3 separate regions of the Mus musculus genome follow, and regions 1 and 3 are each linked to region 2. The links are chromatin loops, found by intact Hi-C in ENCODE. Cell type or tissue: left cerebral cortex. All regions are shown on one strand.

The links. Peaks named below come from ENCODE experiments on the same cell type or tissue, not always from the same donor. Only the 100,000 strongest peaks of a DNase experiment are listed, where the experiment ranks them.
Region 1: it touches region 2 in a loop (2.1-fold over the local background); 2 of 42 quality-filtered maps call a loop at or near these places.
Region 3: a loop joins it to region 2, with 2.2 times the contacts of the local background. A loop is called at or near these places in 2 of 42 quality-filtered maps.

Annotation. Positions count from the first base shown.
Region 1 is chr13:42,982,814-42,990,813 of GRCm38, reverse strand. The region is part of intron 4 of Phactr1 (phosphatase and actin regulator 1); the gene reads right to left. Among named protein-coding and RNA genes, the nearest start is that of Gm52053, 26 kb to the left of the region's middle. In left cerebral cortex, no CTCF peak of the experiment used is centred here; DNase peaks (open chromatin) are centred at 2,476 and 4,716; H3K27ac peaks cover 281 bases.
Region 2 is chr13:42,911,558-42,919,557 of GRCm38, reverse strand. All of the region lies in intron 3 of Phactr1 (phosphatase and actin regulator 1), which reads right to left. Among named protein-coding and RNA genes, the nearest start is that of Gm52053, 97 kb to the left of the region's middle. In left cerebral cortex, no CTCF peak of the experiment used is centred here; DNase peaks (open chromatin) are centred at 1,588, 2,116, 2,855 and 3,301; H3K4me3 peaks cover 2,547 bases; H3K27ac peaks cover 1,627 bases.
Region 3 is chr13:42,830,874-42,838,873 of GRCm38, reverse strand. All of the region lies in intron 3 of Phactr1 (phosphatase and actin regulator 1), which reads right to left. Among named protein-coding and RNA genes, the nearest start is that of Phactr1, 150 kb to the right of the region's middle. In left cerebral cortex, a CTCF peak has its summit at 3,189; a DNase peak (open chromatin) is centred at 3,184.

The sequences.
Region 1 (8,000 bases), 71 kb before region 2:
AAATATTAGTTCACTGAGTTTCACAACTCTCCTGAAGGTTGATGTATTTCATTTTGCAGCGTCAAAAAAATTCCTTTACTACCCTACTGATTCCTTTAGACAAGTATAGGTTTTGAGACAGAGCCAACTTCCTGGGGGGTGGATACAAGTTTTACAATTCAAATGTTTGCTTATAAGCTCAATTTTATCACTGGCAGTAAATCCTACCATCATTGGCAGTAAATCCTACCACTGGCTTAGAGTTCTAGGTTCTACTGCATTCTGTTTAGAGAAAAATCTCTACACAGTAAGTGCTCCAGTTAGTTTGAACTGCTACTTTGACACAGGCTTCAGTCTTTAGAGAAGAGAATCTCAGTTGAGGGATTGACCAGGTCAGACTGGCCTACGGGAATGTCTGTGGGGGATTGTCTTGACTGCTAATTGCAGGCAGAACCATTCCTAGGCAGGTGGTCTTTGGCTGTCTAAGAAAGTTAGCTGAGTATCAGTCTGTCAAGTGAGCAAGCTGTCAGGAAAGTCATTCCTCTATGGTTTCCAGTTGAAGTTCCTGCCCTGACTTCCCTCAGTGATGTATTGTGACCTTTGCCTTGGTGAGAGAGGACAGAGAACAGTGCTCATGTGTGAGTAACTACATTCTTTTGCGCAAGTCTTTCTTTCAAGTAAAAAATGGTGTTCCATGGAAAATGTGGATTAGCTCAGGGCTCATAATTCTTGCCCAAGTGCTTTTGCTCTGAACATGGAGAAAGAAGTAGTGACGTATGCTGAAAAGCCCCCTGTGTGTTGCTCATTTTGCAGGCAGACCAAAAAACAAACAAACAAACAAACAAACAAACAAAAAACTAAAAAAAACCCTAAGACTAATCATGGGACAAATACTAAATCACTAGAAGAAATACAATGTTGTCTACTGAGGAAAGTTCTTGGGAAACCAAGGGCACAATGAGTATGGTGTCATGAACAAAGGGTCGGTCTGTGAATCCCAGGGAAGACTGGGATGCTCGACGCACAGGCTGTGGAGCCAGAAAGAGCACAGAGTGCACCACATGCCTAGATCCACCACTGATCACTGAGTAGCCGATCAGCTGCTGGACAGAACCGGCTTGTGCAAAGCCAAGAGGAGCTCTTAGGATTCTGGACCTGACCAGTTTGTAAGCCTGATACAGATGCATGGAATGGAAATGACTGTGGTGTTCCAGTTGACCTCTCATCACCATGGATACAGGGATGATGCCTATCAAAGGTTACCCAAGAGGACAGAGGAAGCCAATAGGAGGTTACAGGGATGGTCCAGACAAGAGATCTTAGTGGTTGACCTAGGAAGATATCACAGGAACTATAGAAGATTGAAGGCACTCCATAAATAATTAAACCAAACCAACAGGATTCAGAGAGTGACAGGGAAAAGTGTTAGCCATGCAAATGTTCTCAATCAGCTTGTGTTCCTCCCTTTAAAGAAAGTAGAGGAGGGGAGGGAACACAAAGAAAGAATTTCATGTAAGATGTACATGAGGAGTTTGGATCTTGCCATACTGTACTTGAACCTCTTCTGCAACAAAGTTGAGACAGCGGGGGCATGAGCCCAACATTTGGAAAAGAATGTGTGTGGAGACAGAAATGTAAATACTGTCAGCAGGTAGATTTCACCTGAAGCCAGATGTGTGATTGAGAGTCCTCTAGAGAGGGGGTCCAGAAAAGAAGGGGCCCAAGACAAAGCCTATTGAGATTCTGAACGGGTAGAATAATGGCCAGAGAGAGAAGGAAAAGCAAGAGAAAGCTTGAAACGGCATCAGGACAGGAAGGAAGACATTGAAAAGGAGAAGGGGACCTGGGCACATGCCTCACAAACTCTGAGACAGCACCATGGAGGGCATGGGCCCTGAGGGAACAGCCTCAGCAAAGCAGGGAACATCTTGCAGAGTGCAGTCCTGAGATACAAACCCTGACAGCTGCCGGAGAGTTTAAAGCAAGGACGGGATTCTCGGATGGGAGGGACAAACAGCAAGGCCAATTGGGAGAGGAAAGATGCAGATAGGGATGAAGGCTGAGGTCAAGAAAGATGGGGCCATGGAGTGGGGGTTGGAATGGATGGGAGAATAGCACTCAGACTGTTCTTTGGAGAGTAGAAGGATCCATCTTCCTTTCCAACAGGATGATGGCTACAGAGACCCAGTGGACAGAGCAGGGAAGCTGGAAAGGGGAAGGAAGAGCATTTCTGTCTGGGAGTGACTGGGGGATGAGTTAGGTTCATAGGATGTCACCCTATGAGTGGCAGGAGGAAAGGTTCGTCTGAGGATGTTGGGGGGATGGGAATACCGAAGGAAGTTCTGGGAACGGTAGGAAATGGAACGCTCCCAAGAAACACAGGCTGGCAAGAGCAGGCTCTAGGCTACTGATACCACTGGGTTTACAGTAAGGCCATCTGCCATGCCTGAATGAGATCTAGATACTAACCATTCAGTGCCAGTTCTGGGCATCTGTCCAGGGCAGAGGGGCCTGCTTGCACTTTTGAGTCCACTTCCTTGTGCAAAGCTAAATGATTTTGTAAGGCTCAGAAGCCCAGGAACTTTCTCTTTGCTCCAATCACCCAGAAAATAATAATAATGATAAAAAAGTCTCAGAATGCTACACAAATAACTCAGTGTGGTACACAGAAGTAAAAATAAATTACCCCAAGAAATGATTTTAGAGGACAGTCAGTCCTTTGTAATGTTGCCAACGGCACTGCAGGATTGATGGGAGCTGGCTGCATGGATAGGCTGGGGAGGCCCAGACATGGATGAATATGAGTTTGCATGGATAATGTTTTCTTAGACACAAACACACCTTCACTAGGTGCAATGCCTTTTATCTTTCCACAGAAAACATAAGATGCTGGAGACCATGTGGAAATTACAAGACAGTCTTCCTAGCAAGATGACCAGAGCCTCACAGGAGTTCACCCTGGCAGAGCAGAGCTCTCTGGGTAATAAGGAGTTAATCTTCTTCTGGAATAAAGTATTACATTGGATGTATCCAGATTTACATTTATGGGAAACTGAGGTCCTAATAACTTCTCTTCTAATTATGTTCATGATAAAAGACTGGAGTCCTGCTTTTCTTCTTGTTCAGCAACAGATGGGTTCTCTAAGTGTGAAGGCCTTTTGATGTCTTGGGGTGAGGGTGCAGCTCCAGGGTGGGCTGCACTAAGCAGGAAGATAGCCTTGGCCTCCATCTCCATCACCAAGGAACAAAACATTACATGAGAGCCTTCAGTAGCCTTCATTCTCACCCCACCCCCTCCCTTTCCCTGTTGTGTACAGGTGAAACAGAAGATGCCTCCCCACCCCACCCTTAACCCCCCAAACCTCAGAAGTTATGGCTGAAAATGGGGGGCGGGGGACCCTGTACCTCCTCAAACCAACTCCTCAATAGATCCTATCTTTACCTGTTATTTTTTTTTTTTTCCCTCAGCACCTTTGTATACAAGGATTGTCTCTAACAATAATGCTTGGGAAAGCCATGTTTTGAAAACCACTTAGCTGCGACGCTCGCTGACTGGATTCTGAAATAGGAATGTTTAAGAAGCGAGCAGAAAACTAAGGTTACCAGAAAACCTTCACAAGCTCCTTGTGCATGCATGTATGCATCTATGTTCACATGTGTGAATGTGGTCTATTTGTGTGAACGTCCAGGTCTATGCGTACCAGATAGCCACCTTGGGTGTCTTCCTCTATTGTTCTCTCTCTTTTCTTGAGACAGGGTCTTTCATGAACTTGGAACTCACTGATTTGGGTGAGCTGACTGGTCAATAATCCTCAGGATCTGATCACCTCTGCCTGCCAGGAGCTGGGATTACAGCCGTATACCATACCACCATGCTTAGCTTTTATTATTATTATTATTATTATTATTATTATTATTATTATTATTATTAGTTTATTAATAAAAACACGGGTTCTGGGGATTGGAACTCAGGTCCACATGCTTGTGTGGTAAGCACTCCACCAACTGTGTCATCTACCCAGTCCAGACAGGGTCTCAGGTAACATAGACTGGCTTCTAAATTCATTGTGCAGCCAAGGAAGGCTGGCCATGCACTCCTGACTCTCTGTGATAATCTCTGCTGTGCTGGGGTTACAGATGTTGGCCCCACCCCATCCCTGGTTCAATTCTTTCACTCTAGTTGATGCCATCTTTGCACCATTTCCCCTGCCGTTCACTGTGACGTCTCCTTAGAGTGCCTATCAAATTCAATGAATACTATGAAAATGTATCCACTGTCACCAAGATTCAATCTGCTTCACCCAGAAGCTTCCCAAGTCCATCTCCCTGTTAAAAAAGTTAAAAGATGTATGTGACCCCTCAGGGCTATTTCCAATTAGCCAATGACCTTGAAGGGTCTACAGTAATCTCTGACACATGAGGTATTGCCTTTTCACATTCAGAGTCTTGTAGATAAGCCTACTGCTCGTGTGGTTCCTAGGACACCAGAATTAAGAGCAAGGAGGGAGGGAAAAGCACCCAGCTTGTGTTCTTTGCTTACCAGCGTGATTTCCATCCAGTGAAGCAGGTTGGCAAAAAATCGGGCTGGGGAGACCAAATCCAAGTCTGGGTTATGACACTCTCATCGTAATCTGTCTGAAAACATTGGCTACAAAGTAGTGTGACATCTCAAAAGTGGTCATTTGAAGGCACGCGCTTTAAACCAAATCACACAGTGAGAGGAGGTGGCGTCACTCTTTCAAAGCACCAAATCACACAGTGAGAGGAGGTGGCTGAGACTCTTTCAAAGCACCACGAAGCAAGTCCACAGCCAGAAGCAGCGGCACGGGGGATCAAAGGACCTCAGAAGCCACAACTGTCCTACACACCTGCTTGCTCTTCCTTACTCGAGTTAACTCTCAGAACTCAGAGCTAGGGAAAGTCTGAGGATCAAAGCCCAGTTCTGCCTCTTGATAGGTTCCCCAGTGGGACTCATGAGCCTTTGTTCTATTAGAACACTTCACAATACTCCACCTGAATTAAGAATTAGCTTCAAGTACGATTCTAAATTCAAGGTCATTCTTCGTTTTGGGCCTCCATTCACTTAAATCTTGGAGGATTTTCTGCCATGGCTACTCACTTCCTGGCCTACCTAGTCCTAAATGGGGATGCTACAGGAAGGTCAGGCTATCCCATGCATGCCAGAATACATGCTTCTTAAATTCTTTCTTTGCCTCCCCCTTCTTTTCCATCCTCCCTCTCTGCCCTCTGCACTCCCATTGCCCTCCCCTCTTCTTGATCTTGATTAAAATAGAAACAATGGCACAATAAAGAAGAAGAAGAGAAGAGTCCAAGTCCACCCCCAACCTCTCTCCAATGTGCCCAGCTGGAGCGACAGAGGAAGAGTTAAGCCAGAATCTTTCAGGCAACAAGTTCACATACTCCCCCATGGACAGTTGGACCCACGAAAATGTCCCCTCAGCTGAGTTCCTGTGACCCACTCCCTGCAAGCCTGGGATAAAGCGTACAGACCAATGGTGCATCCGTCTGAAGTCTGCATCCCTCTTTTAACCACATTCTGGGTACCCGGGAGCCATGATTCCCTGTTGAGATGGCATTCCAGGGAATGGGGCTTGAGCTGTGGAGAAGAAGGGTGACCCCACCTGAGATGGGCTCATAGTGGGAGACAAAGAATAGTCTAATGAGAGGGGACTGTGTTTGTCCTCACAGGAACTGTTCATATACATTGGGGGGGTGGGGTGGGTAGAGAAGATGACGAAATAGACCCTTGAACAAGTTCTTAGAAGACTGAAAACAAATTTCTCTGTTTTCTGGCTTTTTGAAGCTTTATATAAACCACTTCAAAATATAACTGGCACTTTCTTTTTCCAAGACCATGTTAAGCTACCAGGACACAAAGTTGGTGTCTTAGTCAGGGTTGCTATTGCTGTGATGAAACACCATGACCAAAAGTAAACTGGGAGGAAAGGGTTTATTTGGCTTATGCTTCCTCTTGCTGTTTGTCACCAGAGGAAGTCAGGACAGGAACTCAAACAAGCCAGGAACCTGGAGGCAGGAACAGATTCAGAGGCCATGGAGGGACGCTGCTTATTGGCTTGCTTCCATGGCTTACATCAGACTGCTTTCTTGCAGAACTCAGGACCACCAGCCCAGGAATGCCACCACCTACAATGGGCTGGGCCCTCCCTGTTCAATCACTAATTAAGAAAATGTCCTACAGCCAGATCTTATGGAAGCATTTTGTCCATTGAGGGTCCCCACTTTCAGATGACTGTAGCTTGTGTCAGGTTGACAAGCTAGCTGGCACAGCTGGATAGCATGGCATCCCTGCTCTTGAGTGGAGGAAATGTGTTACTGTGCTCTGAGCTGGGTTCCAGGTTTTCCTGCAGGGAAAAGTCACTGAGTGTGGAAGTGGGCTGTAGAAGGGATGACTATACATCACTATAAAAAGGTCAGAATCAAAGGTAGACAGACAGAGATGGAGGTAGAGGTAGAGGTAGAGGAAGAGGTAGAGACAGACTGACAGACATGGGGGATCAAAACATCTGACCTGTGTTTACAGGGCTTTGGTGAGGATCTGGAGGGCAGTATGGGGAATGGCTTTTTTTTTTTCCAGATCTGAAAGAAGTTAACACTTTAAACAAGATCCAGACTAAGGGAAGTGTAAGAATGGCAACAGTGAGATGATCGAAATGATACTAACTATCCCTGTTAGCAAAACATCCCTTTGTCCAACTGCACAATGACTGCTTCTGCCTCTAACTATTTGGAAGTACTTAACATGCTACCTCAAAAGCTTATTTAAATAAGTGTGGCTTGTCCCTTTAGAAGCAGAGGCTGGAGAGATGGATCTGTTAGGAGACAGAGGGCCAATGGAACCATACCAAAAGGAGAAAGCCACCCAGGTAGAGATATTGTAAAGAAGAACCAAGTTTCTCCTCAGAGGCCACATGAAAAGCCAGGCCCCTCCTGTGAAATGCTAACCAGGTAGTTTATGCAGCCAGCTGTTGTTTTTGATCTGTTGGTGACACAGGGATGGAAGAGAAGGCAAACAAAAAGACAGAAACAGACACCAGGAAATAGAGAAGAAAAAGGAGGAAGGAGTTGTGAGGACCAGAGGCAGGATGTAAAATATTGTAGGGCGGGAGAGTGGCCATCAGGGAAATTTCTTCAAGCCTGGGCTGAGAGCTGTGTACCTTACAAGGCTTGTGACTGATCTTTCCCATTAAGTAGAGGAAGAGTGGCAAAAATGACTTACTTTGTGAGCTGTTAGTCTAGGAAAGAAACTAGCAGTGCTGAGGGGAACATCATTTGTTAGATTTCTTATGCTCCGGCTAGCATAGCCTACTGCTATAGCCTCTCTCTCTCTCTCTCTCTCTCTCTCTCTCTCTCTCTCTCTCTGTGTGTGTGTGTGTGTGTGTGTGTGTTACTGACTGGCCTGAGTGGCTGACCAGAGGGGACTGGGATCTGCCTGTTCTCTATCCAGTGCGGGAATGAGAGGCAAATGCCATCACCTGATCTTTTACATGGGTGCTGGCTGTGTGAACTCAGTTCTTCATGTTTGCACAGTTAACACTTTACCCACGGAGCCACCTCCCCATTTTCTGCTGCTACAGCCTTTATTTTAAAGGGACCAGCCACAACTCCACACTTAATTTAAATAAGCCTTTGGGTAGCATTTTTTCAGTACTTTCCAACAGAAGCAGAAGCAGACATGGGGGTGGGGGGATTGGACAAGAGAATGTTTTGATTGCAGAAGGTTAATATTATTTTGGTCATTTTTTTTCCTGTTACCGTATCTGAATCCAACTGGAAAAGCACTTAATAAAACTTGACACACTCTCCTCAAATGTACTCATAGGAAAACAAAAAAATATTATGACTGACAGAAGCCTGAGACCCATCTCCTCCAGACTCTTGACTTCACGCATGAGGGAAGGAAGCAAGCTCCAAGGGCATTGCAGTCACCAGTTCATCTCCAAGTAAAAGCGGGCTCCAGAAGTGCGACGGGGTTTCCCCAG
Region 2 (8,000 bases):
AGGGTATCCTCTGATCTGCATACATGTGTGATGGCATGTGTACATGTACACACAATGCACCCTCACACACACACATATACACACACATACACACACACAAATACACACAAATGAATAAGTGTAATTTTAAGAAGTTAGTGGCTAAATTTATTTTTATATTCTCTTCAACTAGTCAAGAATATTTTTTTTCTTTTAAAATTTACTACATATCAGCAAAAGACATTTGGTTAGAGATCTTTAGGTGGCAAAATTATAAAAATATGCTTCAAGTGTTTACAACAAAATCGTCATTTTAAGGAAGACTACTTAAACAGGACAGACTTTTTTGTGGATGTAGTTACGTGGCCTCTTTACGGTTGATCAGGGATGAGGCAGACTTAGAGAGTGAGAGATGCTGCAGAAGGGAGAGCCACCGCAAGCATCTTTCTCTGGCTGGAATGTAGTTCTTTGGGAGAGAGCTCGCCTGGCATGTCTAAGGCCCAGGGTTCTATCCCCAGCACCGCAAGGAAAAAGCAGGAGAAGAAAGGAAGGTCTTTCTCTATAAGTTTTGGGAGAAATCTGTCCCCTTTAAGCCCTGAGCATACATTTACTTGAAAAAGGCCATTGCTCGGGTGAAATGCTAAGCAGATTAAAGCGCTTGGTGCAGATCCCTGAGGCCCACGTGGTGGACAGAAAGAACTAACTCCTCGAAGTTATTCTTCTCGGACCTCTGTATGGGTGACATGGCTCAGGCATAGACACCACACACATGCACACACACATGCACACACACACTCTCTCACATTCACACACACTCACACACATACACACACATACACACACCACACACATATACTCTCACATTCACACACACTCACACACATATACACACATACACACACACACCACACACACACACACACACACACACACACACTCAGTGAATGAAATAAAATTTTCTGATGTTCCTGCCATACAGAAAAAGAATGAACCCAACGGTACCACACTCTTATTTGGCTCAACAAATGAGAGTACCACACACCTGGTATAGTGGTACAAAATTAGGTAAAACTTAGACACGACGACCTTAGCCCTCCTCATATATGGATCTTCTGCGATTAAATACGTGTATCATGTTAAGTGATACAAGAACATCCTCAGTACACACTTCTGAGAGCATTCTGAAATTTGAGGCTATGGAGAAAGCACGAGTCCTGAAAGGAAGGCAGATGGCAGGTTAAAATACATGCCAGCCTTGAACCGCACACAGCACATGTTAGCGGTGATGGAGCTCATAATTACATACATAAGCATACATCCTTGAGTGTAGAAACACCCTTCCCTTTTTATAGTAGTGCACAGAGACACTCATTTAAACAAACTCCCACGAATGGGGAAGCAGCCCATTTGGGATACCGTTCAGTCAACAGAGTGACTGGCATTTAATAAGTAGCTTGGCTCGAAACACATTCTCCATTATACTGTATGGGAAAGGTCTAGTTTGGGGTCCAATTAATCTGCTCACATGCATTCACCTTGCTGTCTCCAGTTTAGCAGTCAGCATAATAAACAGACACATGCCAACATAAGAAACAGACGCATGTCAACATGTGTGACTCAAATACCATTAAACCCAACAGGAAGGGCTTCTCTCTGTCCTCCCACCTCCGGGACTGTCCCAGTTTGCTCTTGGGTGACTCGCTTGCTCGCTCCACACCACCCAGCCTCTCTCACATTTTAATCAAAGAAAACTATAATTACGAGAGCAGGACTCTAATTTTGAAAAGACATTAGGCCATCCGCAGTCACTTCATTACGGAGCACTTCCGAGGCCGGCAGAGAACTGGGGGGGGGGGGGTGTCTAAGTAATCTCTGTACTTCCAAAGGGAACACTGAAAAGCTGCCTGCACAAGCAGGTGTAACTGGAGCTAAGCGTTGAGCTCAGGGCTGGCCTCTGTTACATCTGCTGCTTAAAAACTTTTCCGCGACCTTCAGTGGCCCACCAGAATCTGCACACCGAGCTGCTGGGGAATTGCCAGGAGACTCCTATATAGGCACCTCCACAGAGGAGTCCACACACAAGAAGAGGCTTCTGCCTGCTCCAGGGCCAACTATCCCTGGTCCTTGGCTCTTTCTGCCCAGGGCTGCTGCCTGCACCTCCCCCACTCTGAGCACTGGGCATCTGTCCAAGAGGGACGAGCTGTGGCACTCAATAAACAAACAAACGAGCAAACAAACAAATACCCCAGCCATATTTTACTCTAAAGAGACACCATTCCAAACAACTCCACAAATGCTCAGTGAGCTGGGTCCCTCAGAGGTCAAGGCCAATGACTTCTTCCAGGGACCCCACCTGAAGGAAGCCCACAATCTGTAATGTAACCCCGCAAATTTCACAGCAGAGATGGGGCTGGGGGTTGGGGTGAGGGTGGGGGTGGGGGAACAGGTGTAACATTTTTTTTAAGCTTCTGTTGCTGCTGTGGACAGATCCCCTAAGACCCCCCATCTTGTCAAATCAAAAAGCCTACAGTTGATTCTTTGGGCGCTGCTGAAAGCCCACTGGCTCCCGGTGACACTCTGCAAAGTGCAGGGCCCGGCTGCGGGGAGCGAAGGTCTCCACAGTTGTCCAGGTGGCAGATTCCGTCAGCACCCGGGTCCGTGGACTGACAGAGCCACCTTCCCGCCACCTCCCCGACGCGCCGGGCACTCACCGTCGCGGCCGTCCTCCCCCCGGCTGCAGTTGCTGCAAATGTGCTTGATCTCCTTGCCCAGTTGACAGTGGATCACAAACGACACGTTGTTATTGTTGTTGGGGGCGGGGTCCTTCGGGGGCTTCATGCTCAGCAAATAAAAAGCTTTCTTTTTGGGCTTCACGGCGGCGCCCGCGCCTGGCACGGCGCCCTGTCTGCAGCGCGGCTTCGCGGCGCGCGTGGGCTCCGCCATCCGCTCCCCGAGCGTCCGGGGCTGGTCGCCGATCGCTGCCCCGGGCTCTGCCACTCGCGTCCCCCGGCCGCGCCCGCATGCCCCCACGCCACACCAGCGCCACTGCGGGGCGGGGCAGGGCAGGGCGGGATGGCGCGCTCGAGGTCTTGACCTCTTCGAGCCTGGACAAATCCCGAGACCCCGGGCGGGGTGGAGGTGGGAAGGGCTGCAGAGGGCTGAATCCGCTCTTCTATCAGCGAAGCTCTGGGTCTCCTGGGCTCTGCCTCCCCGGGGCAGCCCCACCCCTCGGTGAATCGCAGCGCCCCGCAGCTCCCAGCCGGCGGGGTTTTGTGGCCACCTTCACTCTGGAAACTCAGGGCAGGATGCCACAGCCACCCCCTTCCAGGACTCCCGCTGCCAAACGCAAGCAAGATGTACTACAGCAGGCGGCTGTCCCAGCTCTAGGGTGGAACTGAGGCCAGAACAAATTATATTCTCAGGCGGGTCCAACCACAACCCAGGACTAGACAACCTGTTACAGCATCCTTGCTTTTGCTTCCAGTGGGAAAGCTTCCCCGAGATGAAGGGGACTTTACTCCAGGGTCCTTAGTTGAAGTCAAAGGGGGAAACCCATCTTCCAGCCACCCTCAACATGCAACTTTAGGGACACTAGCTAGTTCACTGAATGCTCCTCAGCTGCCATTGCTCTGTGATCTCAGGCCGAGCAAGGCAGGCGCCCTGTCTGCCTCGAAGACTTCCAAAGAACAGCTCCCGAAAGAAGGCAAAGCCACAGTCTCATTTGTTGAGGTTTTGATGGTTCTGAGTGACTTTTAAAGGTCGCTTTGTGTTTAAAATCCACTCATCATTTATAGGGCATCCCGAGACTCTTAAAGAACTTTTCAGGGAATCTAGGCTTTGAGAGAAGCTACACTTTACAAACATCTTAAATGCTTTATTTATTTAAAAACAAACAAACAAACAAACACCCTGAGGCCTGGAGATTCTGGTTTCCTGGGCCATTGTTGAGACCCAGGGTTCTGTAACAGTTAACAAGCTCCGGGTGGGGGTGGGGTGATTTTGAGGAACTGTAAACAAGAGAAACTGTTGTTTACAGCCAGGTGTGTCAGACTCCACAATGTCCCGTTCCCTCTGTGCCTCAACCTTACCATACCCAGTTCCTTCTATTTGAACCTACCAAAATAGTGTCAATCAAAGAATGTACAGTCGGACAGTCACTTCCTGTTGTTACCAAGAACTTTCTGGATGCTAACTTCAAACTATTCTGGGAAACTGAACTACACCAAGGTTGCTGTTGTCTCTCCCCTAACCAGAGAGGCTTGGCACCCTTGTGAGGGTCACGTGCTACCTCGTATTGTTTCTAGGCACACAATCTACCATCCAATCATTTGTCAGCCCAAACAGGCACAGGCAGTTTCACTTTTATCTTATTGGTAAGTCGGTGTGTTCTGCCACCCTCTGCCCTGGAAAGGATGTCAGCCCCAGGGTAGGGGGCAGATGTTGGAGAGGTGCTCTCTTTAATCAGATGCCCCTTTGTACAAGTGTCCATCAAGGTCTTTGGTAATATCTCCCTTTCTCAGCTAGGTCGTCAGCCCTAGAGGTAATGGCACTGCCTCTGCTCTTCTCAGATTAGGTGCCACTGGATTCCCAGCTCATACTACCTTGTATCTGGGAGATGACAAAGATACATTTGTGATGTTGTTCGGATGCCTAAAGGGATGAATCTCATGTCATGGGCAAACAGATTTTCTAATCCTTAGGCCTTGCCTTCATCTTAGGTTTCCTCTTAGCTCTGCCAAGAAGCGAGGAACTGTGTGTCCAGAGCACATTACATCTTTTTTTTTTTCCATTTTTTATTAGGTATTTAACTCATTTACATTTCCAATGCTATACCAAAAGTCCCCCATATCCACCCACCCCCACTCCCCTGCCCACCCACTCCCCCTTTTTGGCCCTGGTGTTCCCCTGTACTGGGGCATATAAAGTTTGCAAGTCCAATGGGCCTCTCTTCCCAGTGATGGCCGACTAGGCCATCTTTTGATATATATGCAGCTAGAGTCAAGAGCTCCGGGGTACTGGTTAGTTCATAATGTTGTTCCACCTATAGGGTTGCAGATCCCTTTAGCTCCTTGGCTACTTTCTCTAGCTCCTCCATTGGGAGCCCTATGATCCATCCATTAGCTGACTGTGAGCATCCACTTCTGTGTTTGCTAGGCCCCGGCATAGTCTCACAAGAGACAGCTACATCTGGGTCCTTTCAATAAAATCTTGCTAGTGTATGCAATGGTGTCAGCGTTTGGATGCTGATTATGGGGTGGATCCCTGGATATGGCAGTCTCTACATGGTCCATCCTTTCATCTCAGCTCCAAACTTTGTCTCTGTAACTCCTTCCATGGGTGTTTTGTTCCCAAATCTAAGGAGGGGCATAGTGTCCACACTTCAGTCTTCATTCTTCTTGAGTTTCATGTGTTTAGCAAATTATATCTTATATCTTGGGTATCCTAGGTTTGGGGACATTACATCTTTTTAAAACAGTATTTTGAGCCCTGCCAGCCTTTCCAACTTCACTCTCTGCCCCACAGGTCAGAATAAGAAGACTTGCGTCAACCCCACCTGGCCTCATTAAAACAACTGGACTGGAAGCAATCTGTTATTCACCCCCTGAATACTAAGCCTGACCCAAGGCTGTGTGTCCTGATCTTAATTGGCCAAGTACAATTGTGATTGTAGCATAGCAGACTTGGACATAGCCGCTAGCAAAAGCTCACATATCAAAGGATATGTCCTGGAGGCGGGGGCCTTTCATTTAAGAGAAATGTGCAAGAAGAATTGACTTGCCTTGGACAGCTACTTGGTTGGTGCTCTCTCTTCCTAGCTGTCCTCCTTGAGTTTACAGCCTCTAACTGGTGCTGCCCGATGGTACCTGTTTGTGATATGAAGCTATTTATGTACTAATACTTTACAGGGCAATAAAATTACGACCCAGTTTCTCAGTTGCACTAGCTACAACTTAAAAGGATAGCAGCCACGTGTAACCAGCAGCTGCTACAGTCAACTGGGAGGCTGACAGATCATCTCCCCCCTGCCACCACCACCACCATGTTTTTCTTAGATGTATGAAGATTTATATCTGAGGCTGAAGGACAGAGCTGCCATCTCCTATTGCTACAACAGAAGGTTGGCTAAGACGATCAGAGTCCAACACATGTAGTGTTTGGCGGTTATATCTGGCGGTTTCTGGCACCAGTTTACTTCAGCAAGTAGCGGGGCTGATGGGGACGTGTTCCTTGTGTTTGCTCTTGACCTTGTTCTGTGCACTGTGTTCCTCCTTGCTGAAGCTTGTTTCTGACGTCGGCTGTTAAAGCATCCTAACAGACAGCTCGTGGTGCCAAGGGATGCCTTTTACAGGACCTGTGCTTGTCTCCACCCACAGACAACTCATGCCTAATGATTAGCCTGTTCTGGCTTAACTCAGTTGATACCGTTGGCAGTTTTCCTCTCCCTTGCATCAAGAAAACGGCCATCCTAAGGTATTTTATTAAAGAAAAAAAATACAGCGGGGCTTTTCGTCAGCTTTAAAAGCAGGGAGGAATATATTATATTGAAGGGAAAAGCATCCCCACGCGTCCTGTCACCTCGAACAGGTCTCGGTGGTCTTCCCGAACTTTTTACCCAGATAATCTAACTAGGAAGGAGCCATGATGATCCATCTCTTTGTCACTTATTTGAATGACAACCTGCTCCCGTCCCATTCTACACTTGACTTAAATTGGTTTGGTGTCCAGAGACTCTGCTACTTGAGATGCAATCCCAAAGACCTGCAGATTCAAGGAGCCTATTACAATTGCACATCCCAAGCTCTGCCTCCAAATCTGCATTTTAACAAGATCTTCAAGAGACCTGGATGCGGTAAGGTCTGAGAGGCCCCTGCGGGAATCAGTATGGTGATGCCATTAATTGTCTATGGGAAGAGTGCATATTTTAGCTCCAAAGCAAAAAGGTAGGACTTCTGGTGTCACAGGGCTTAAAGTTTAGTGGGGAAGAGGAGACACTTGGTAAAAGGCTAGACATCAGTAAGAACAACAACACACACTGAATGGAAACATCAGATCTCCAATCAGGAATAGTCACAGAGAACAATGTGCTCATTATCTGGGCTGGGAGCTCTTGTGGAGGAGGTCCTACAGAGATTTAATGGACAAGGTGGAGCTGTGTTGAGAGAGGCATCCATGGAAGGCTGATCTGTAGCAATTGGGGCAGGAGGGTAGTAGTGGTGGTGTCAGAGGCGCAGTGGGGAGGACGCAAGCAAGCTTGTAGAGGAAAGGAGTTGTGCTGGGTTCTGAAGGTGAGGATGGACACCAGCCATCAGCCAGCAAGATAGTAACCAGAAACTGGGCTTTCTGGAGGAGAACAAAATTATGGTGATGTCAGAGGCCCCTGACGTGCTCCCGGAATCTAAATGTGAGAAGCTGAGAGTGCTCTGTTCCAAACCCCATGGTTTAGGAACGGGAAGTGGGCAGAGTTAAGGGAAGAGCTTTTGTTATGCTTTGTATCTGCTGCTTTTCTTGGTGCTGTGGAAGAATTCCCAGCCCAGGTCAGTGAAGGGGGAGAGGACTTGTTTTCACTCATGTTTGGGGTTGTATCAGCACATCATGGTACTAAAAGGCATGGTGGTGGCCAAGTCTGTTGAGAAGGGAACCGTGACTTCTTACTGTCACTTGCTGGACAACAAGCAGATCCTAGATCAGAGGCCAGGCCAACTATAACCCACAAGGAGAACCCTGTGGCAGTATGCAAGTTGGCCATCTAGGCTCTCAGTCCAGAAGGTTCCACAATCTCCCCCAACCAGTTCCATCAGCCTAAACCAAGCATTGAGCCTACAGGGGACATTTGATTCCCAAGCCATAACGTTTAAGAAGTTCCTTAGCTCTTACCAAAACGGACACATTTAGGCTAATACCAGGCAGATATAGAACCATTCAGAGGGGTGTACTTTGAAAAAAATAAATTTATCATATATCCACGATGCAAGAAAGGTTTGAAACTCCTTTCTCCCTTCTGTCATTGCCTGTCTTAAACT
Region 3 (8,000 bases), 81 kb after region 2:
GGCCAAGGCGAGGGGCTTGGCAAAGAGAAGTCACAGGGGCGATTTTGTTATGTTTGTTTGTGTTTTGTTTTAGCCTCTTTTAGTGTAACAGAAAAGAGAGCGTTTTTTTTTTTTTGTAGACGGTCCTTCGAAATCTCCCCCCCCCCCCAACCCCCGATCACTTTCTCCTGGTAATATTGTGAATTGCCAGTTGGACACAGTAGGTCTTAAAGCAAAAGGATTTTGTCAGAATCGAACAGTAGCTTGAAGAACAGTGTGGAGGGAGAAGGTGGGGAGAAGAGTGGATTCCGTTCTACAGATCTAAGCCATTAGAAGGATTCAGTAATCAAACGTGGCAAATGGAGCAGATGTTCAGTTTGGGAAACGGAATCATTGGTGAATGCTACACTGATCAGTGCCACACTTACCCCCTCAGGGCCTGCTCTGAGAGGAGGACACTAAGTGGTCCTCCTCTACTAGGCCAGTAAAGATCACTAAAGGGACAGTCCTGGAAGAGGCCAGCTGCACTTCCTGGTTTGGTAGATGTATCTTGTCTTCCGCTGTGGCAGCATCTTTACATGTAGGGACATCCAGAAACTCCCTGACCCAGCCACACACCCTCAGTGTGAAGTCACCCGGGGCCCCTTACTGCTCTGGCTCAGATGGGAACCCTATTGCTGCATCTGTCCCTGTGCAAACGCAGGCTTTGTGCTCCTGTCCTATCTCAGACTTTCCCTGGACTTCCTTGGTTCCAGAGTCAGTTCCTGAGGCTCAATGTCCTCGGGGCAGCCTCAACAATGCAGGGAGCTGCTCCTGTATCCAGGTGGGCTGAATCCCTTTCTTTTCCAGTGAGGTCTGGACGTGCTTGCCCTGGAAATCCAACTTCTCAAACTTCCAGTCACGTCCTTCAGTACCCCTCCCCTCGCTCCGATAAGCCGGTGAGGAAACCCGACCGGTGAGGAACCCCGACCGTGTGTGATGAGGAAGACAGAGACTGGCGGCGGTGTTGCCATAACTCTCTAGTTCATTCACTGAGTCTGGAACTTGTGTTTTTTTCAGCTAGCCTGGCTGCCAGCGAGCACCAGTGATCATCCTGCCTTTCCCCTGGCCCCCATTTCCTCTTTATCTTCCCAGATACTTTCCTTTTGTAGCTTGATAATAACATTGAGAAGTCATGTGTGGCATAAAGATGTCTTGACCAACAATGGACATGTTCAACAGCTGCCCTATCAGATTACAAAAGAGACGAGCCTTTTGAAGGTGGTGGGGTTAATAAGGACACTAGGACAGAATGTCCATAAATGAATCCTGCTAGAGATGCATGAAGAAGGGCCACACATGCGTATCTAGGCACCTACACTCCTGCAGTGATGTGAGGTAGCCATGAGAAATCTTGCCAGTGCTGAGCCAAGGCCAGTACCATGCCTTCAAAATTCTGATTAAAAGAAAAGAACCCCTTGTCTTTATAAAATTAGCCTGCCTGGGGACTTTCCCCATAGTAATGAAAGCCTCACTAGTACATTGAGGAATCTTAAAATGCCTCAGACCACTTAGCCATTCAGGGGAACCAGGTTGCCTGACTTCCAAATTTACTAGGAAGAATGGGTTGTTTTCTGAAACACCTTCGAAAGCATCATGGCATAAACATGTCACCTCTGCGTGCCCTTCCAGATTTAACTGTGACGTGTCACTAACTGATACTTGGTACATAACTACTTTGTCTCCAGTGCAAGCCACACCCCGCAGGTCCGCTGCTCAGTTCTGGTTTCTCCGGCTTGTGAAAATCACGCAACTCTCTCAGGAGTGTATGCCCCGAGATCCCCTCTAGCTTCAAGAGGGGCTGGGATACAGGTGAAGAAGGGCTTAGATGTTCTGGGGCTCAGGTTTTATTGGGATACTAGACAAACCAATCCCCTGGCCCTAAATTCACTTAGATTAGGTCACTGGGGACTCTGGAGTCAGCTGAGGGCCTTGAATGACTTAAGAACTGTCTCCTGCACTCAGGCTTCTTCTGGGGAGATGTAGTCTCCTGTGGAAGCTGTTTACAATGATCAATCCTACTCAGTTCACAACAGCTCAGGGCCTAACTGCTTCATGATGCTTTAGGTTTTCAGCAAGGGGGTCGTGGGACTTTGAGTGCTCAAGTTTACATTAGTTTTGACATTTTAAATGCGCGTGGGACACAGTGAGAGCTGACAGCCAATTTGCCAGGCAACCTGGCTTCCCAGACTACACAGCTAGCTGATGCATCTCTGGACCCTGTGCCATCATCCTTGGGCCTCTTCTCACACAGTGCTGTCTAATTTCTACCTGTTGTTCACTTGCATACATTGGGGTCTTCTCGGTAGGAAACTTGATGTCTAATCTGTTTTGCTAAACTATGCTTCTTGGGGGATAGGGGAACTTGGATGAAGCTTTTTCAAGTAAGATGCCTCTCTCCTGCATCATGTATCTGTGCTGGTGTGAACTGTCAGTTTCTTAGATACAGGAGACTAAAACAAGCCATTTCTTACAGTAGCGTGCTTCCTGTAGAAGGAGGTGTCTGGGATGGGTTCCCATGGGTAACATTCTGTGCACTTGGCATTGTCTTCCTTACCTAGCGCCTATCCTGCTTTTACAGATAGGCCCAGCGGAGTAGACCTTTGCAAGACCAAGCAGGGCATTCTCTCTGAGCAACTCTGTGTATTGACAGACAGAAAAAAATCAGCCAACAACCGGAGCCCTCTGCTTAGTGTTGGAAACAGGGTCCTCTGGAAGCAAGCTGTGGTCAGCTGAAGCCACCATGGAAATACAAGGTCATCAAATGTCCCTTTCTCTTCTGTGGAGCCTTTCCCTCCTCTGTCTGCTGCTTTCATGGAGTTAATTAACAGTGTATTCAGGCAAGACTTTAACAGCCGATGACTGAGAAGGTTTACAGCCTCAAATCACAATGAGGTGATTTTGTGAAGCTCTTTGGAAAGGAGACACAGACAGACAGTAATAAAGGTGTCTGGGTTGAGCCTCCTGAAAAGCATGCTGATTTTTTTTCTTTTTTTTTTTTAAAGCTGAGATGCTGGTAGACATTTTGGCTTGCTGTTAAGACAAACAAACAAACAATTGTTTGGCTGTTTTACAGACTCAGGATCTTGCCTTTGAATTAAACAAACAAGCCTTGTGTTATCTCCCAGACAAACTTCCACATTATTATTTAATGTATATTGCCCTCTAGCAGATTGGCTTGATATTGCAAGCATTGTATTCAAAGATAGTGTTTCCTTGCCAGGGCCTGGGCAAGTTTATGGGCAAGTTTACTGAAAGGCTAGACTGTCTCGCTAGCTATCACAGCTTAGATGTAGGATTGCCCAAAGGCTTGTGTACTGGAAGATGTAGGTCCTCAGGTGGTACCTTTGGGAGGGGGTGAACGTTTAAGGAGTGGGGTCTAAGAGGAGGTCTTTAGGTCACTGGAATGTAGCCTTGAATGGGGTAGTAGGATCCTGACCCCTCCTTACTCTCGTTTGCTCCATCATGAGCTCCTCCCACAATGGACTACCCCCATGGCCTAAAGCAACAGGACCAAGAGATCATAGGCTTGAACTTTCCAAGCAGAGCCACAATGCCCCTCTTCTCTATCAGTGGTTATCAGGTATTTGCTCTATTGACAGAGAGCTGAAGAGCATCCCAACCGAAGAGAAACACTGTTTAAGAGACAGGACCTTTTCATTTGGAGCAACTTTTCTAGAACAAGACGCAATGACATATATATATATATCCTGGTTTGACAGCTTTTGCTCTGAACACAAAGCACTGGACCATGATGTCTGCAGAGACCCGAACAGAAATAAAAGGTGAGAACAGGCTCACCGAGAGCTTGGACATCAAATACAGCTAGCTACAATACCCACACTGGCATTCGGTCTGCATAGCATGGGGGAGAAGGCAGTCAAAGGCAAGAAGCTTGCGCGTCAGTTAGGACCCTGAGCACATTCGATGCTTGACTCCACTGGGAGTGAGTGTTAAGGATTTGCTTACAGATCACTAGGTTGTGACTGAATACTTGTGCGAACCACACCTCCCTCATTTCCACCCCTTGCCTCTTTCTATCCAAACAGAATTTCCAAGCCAAGTAGATATTTTATGTGGCTGTACTGGCTGGTTTTGTGTGTCAACTTGACACAGGCTGGAGTTATCACAGAGAAAGGAGTTTCAGTTGAGGAAATGTCTCCATGAGATCCAGTTGTGGGCATTTTCTCATTTAGTGATCAAGGGTGGGGGGGCATTGTGGGTGGTGCCATCCCTGGGCTGGCAGTCTTGAGTTCTATAAGAAAGCAAGCTGAGTAAGCCAGGGGAAGCAAGCCAGTAAGAAACACCTCTCCATGGCCTTTGCATCAGCTCCTGCTTCCTGACCTGCTTGAGTTCCAGTCCTGACTTCCTTTGGTGATGAACAGCAGCATGGAAGTATAAGCCCAATAAACCCTTTCCTCCCCAACTTGCTTCTTGGTCATGTTGTTTGTGCAGGAATAGAAACCCTGACTAAGACAGTTGCCTTGCAAGCCCCCTTTATCTCCCTCTGAGATGCCAGCTGCTCGTAGTACCACAGACAGAGGTAAAAATCTCCTGCCTTCCCTGAGCTCAGGTTGTTTGAGGGGTTCTCAGCCCTTGGTTAGGGAACTGCTATAGTGTAGTAGAGTCGAACTGAGCTGGCTCAGGTCTGAACCTTCATTTTCTCACTTTCTAAGTGGAGATGTACCTGACTTCATGACCATCAGGAGGATCAGGGCCTGGCCTGCTCATACCTGGCCAATGAGTATCTCGTAGCAGTGGTCATCACAATTATACATGCAGGTCACCAGGAGAGACATTGAAAATGTGTGTTTGTTTATTTCTGTTTATTGCTTACAGATGTGCAGAGATGACCCCTCTAACCCTAGATGCTTAGATTTTATTAAAGAGTTAACCTAGGAAGCTCTTCGGGGAACATCTGCTCCTCTTTGGCTGGCCCAGGCTTCCTATGGGGGTCCTACTAAGGCTGACCATGGATCTAATCGGTGCAGCACTGAAGAGTGGATCGGGCCTGTAAAGGAGCCGTGCCAAGCTCAGACCCATGAGGGAAATCAGATGTCTGATAGTAGCCGTTGAACATTAAGTACAACAAAATTGCCCTCATAGGGGAATTACTAAATGTCTGATGTCATTCAAGAAAGCTTTATAACAGAGTCTCATGTTTATGATTTGGATATTTGCAGACAATTGCTTAACATTTGGAAAGGTATGCTCATGATTTGTAAAAAATTAATCTCTCTCTCTCTCTCTCTCTCTCTCTCTCTCTCTCTCTCTCCATCAACTACCTACCTACCTATGTACCTTTTTTCAACAGGGTTCTTCTGTGCAGACCTGGTAGTTCTGGAACTGACTATGTAGACCATGCTGACCTTGAACTCTTAGAGATCCATTCTCTTCTGCCTCCTGAGTGCTAGGATTAGAGGCATACATTACTACATCAAGCTATTTTTCACTTAAATTTTTTTTATTGTTTTATGTGTATGCATGTTTTGCCTCCATGTAGGTCTGTGGACCACATATATGAAATGCCCAATTAGGTCAGTGGGGAGTGTTGCATCAGCTGGGACAGGAGTGGCAGACAACCGTGAGCCACCAGTGTGGGTGCTGGGATTGGAACACGGTTCCTCTAGAAGAACAGACAATGCTCTTAACCCAGGAGCCACTTCTCTAGCTTTTGCGCCCATGATCCTTGATGATGGAATTCTCACGAGATTTTTCCATCTCACAAGCTCGAGACTAAAGATGGTGTCAAGGTTGTTGTTGCTGTTTTAGTTTTTCAATTAGCGGTCTGGATTTCCTCAAATGTTTACTCGAGCCTTTGGTTTATGTTGAAAGTTAGCCAGATAGTTTGAATAATAGGAATTCAAAAGCCAAGTTTCCACCTACATCACTACAGTTAAGAAAGAGTTGTCACGCCGGGCGGTGGTGGCACATGCCTTTAATCCCAGCACTTGGGGGCAGAGGCCAGCCTGGTCTACAAAGTGAGTTCCAGGTCAGCCAGGGTTATACAGAGAAACCCTGTCTCAAAAAAAACAAAACCGAAAACCCAACCCCCCCCCCCAAAAAAAAGAGTCGTCACTATTCATAACCCCACAGTGCGCATCAGTTTGTGTTGCCTTCTTGCTCTTTTTTTTTTTTTCCTTTTTCGTGACAGGGTTTCCCTGTGTAGCCCTGGCTGTCTTGGAACTCACTCTGTAGACAAGGCTGGCCTTGAACTCAGAAATCTGCCTGCCTCTGCCTCCCGAGTGCTGGGATTAAAGGCGTGCACCACCACCGCTCCGTGCCTTCTTGTTCTTATGGCAGCGGTGTGGACTGGAAACAGGATTATCACGAATCTGAGATGCTGGACCACTCTTGTAGCATCTTGACCATCTTCCCTCTCTTAATAAACTCCAGTTGTATTGGATGAGCTAAACCTCAAGTTGTCTTTTTATGCTATACAACCTCACAAGGAAGGGTTCTATCATGTAAATAAGGTCCGCAGGACATCTGGCTCACTAAATTACTTGTGGGGTACTTACTTCCTCCAAAATGACTACGGTTACTTGTGAAGCCAAGCGCCTGACAGGGCATTTTGAATACAGATGAGGTGAGTTCTTCCCACGGGCTCAGCATGGAGAAAGTTGCTCTTGGAATGATATTTGCTATGACGCTAAAGAGAATGGTGTCCACGATTCCTAAGTCTGTATTTCCACAGACAAAGAAAGGTCTCCTTAGATATTGAGTCTGCTAGATCTGCAAGCTGTCTCTAGTCAGGAGCCCTTCATAGTCCCATCACACTTGACATGTGGGAACTTTGGTGCTACCAACTATCAGTTTAGCCAGCCAGAGATGCCCCCACACTCTGCTCAGACCATAGACTACACATAGACCTAGATATGATGGTATGTCAAAGCTGATCTTTGGAAGCTACTACTAAGGATGCTTAAGATTGCTTGGATTTTGAGAAACTTACTGTGTGTGTGTGTGTGTGTGTGCGCGCGCGCGCGCACGCATGGGTATGCATGCACTCAAGCCCGTATGTGAAGGTCAGAAGATAACTGGCGGGAATCAGTTCTCTCCTTCTACCCTAAAAATCTTGGGGGTTGACTTAGTGAGCCTGACTTAGCAGCAAGCACCTTTAACTGCTCAACTACCTCACCGGTCCTGATTGATGGACTTTGGAAGATAGTTGAACTATTACGTCTCTTTGCCTTGCTTATCAGTTTCTGTATGTCTCTGGGTATCATTAGTATATAGAAATGTGCTGCTGGAATTTATCATTTCTTCCATTGTGCCAGCATTGATTGTGTCTCCGCACTATTGCACAGCAGCATCCAGATATAGTTTAAGGAAAGTCTAACGGAGATGTCTCATTAGGGTGTCCAGCCAACGAGTTAAAATCTACACTTGAAGGAAGAATGGTCAAAGTTGAGACTCAGGTCGGTCTGCTAGATTCTATGTAAGTGCCAGGATCCTTAAGAAGAGACCAATGCCTTTCAAAGGGCAATAAATAGCACTGTAGGAATATGAGACAATAGCTCCCTTCATAGCCTGTCTTAATCAAAGATTGATAAAGTAAAATAAGTTTCTAAAATAAAATTATAATTTTCATCTGGGTGGTGGTGGTGGTGGTGGTGGTGGTGATGGTACACACTTCTTTAATCCCAGCACTCAGCAGGCAGAGGCAGGTGGATCTCTGTGAGTTTGAGGTCACTCTGGTCTACAGAGCAAGTTCCAGACTAGTCAGAGCTCCACGGAGAAACACTGTTTCAAAAAAAAACTTTTATGTATATGTAAAATTTCCAAATGAAATCATTTCAAGTCGGAGGCATAATTTCCCACTCCCTCCCATTCTCTCCCGACCTCCATTTACTTCTCTGCAGATAACAAATGAACTGATTAGACTGAATTAATTTGCCTTTATTCTGAACCACTCCCCATCACTTCCTTTTCTAATGCATTAATTACATGACCTGAGAGTTCTCCCAGACAGTTGAATA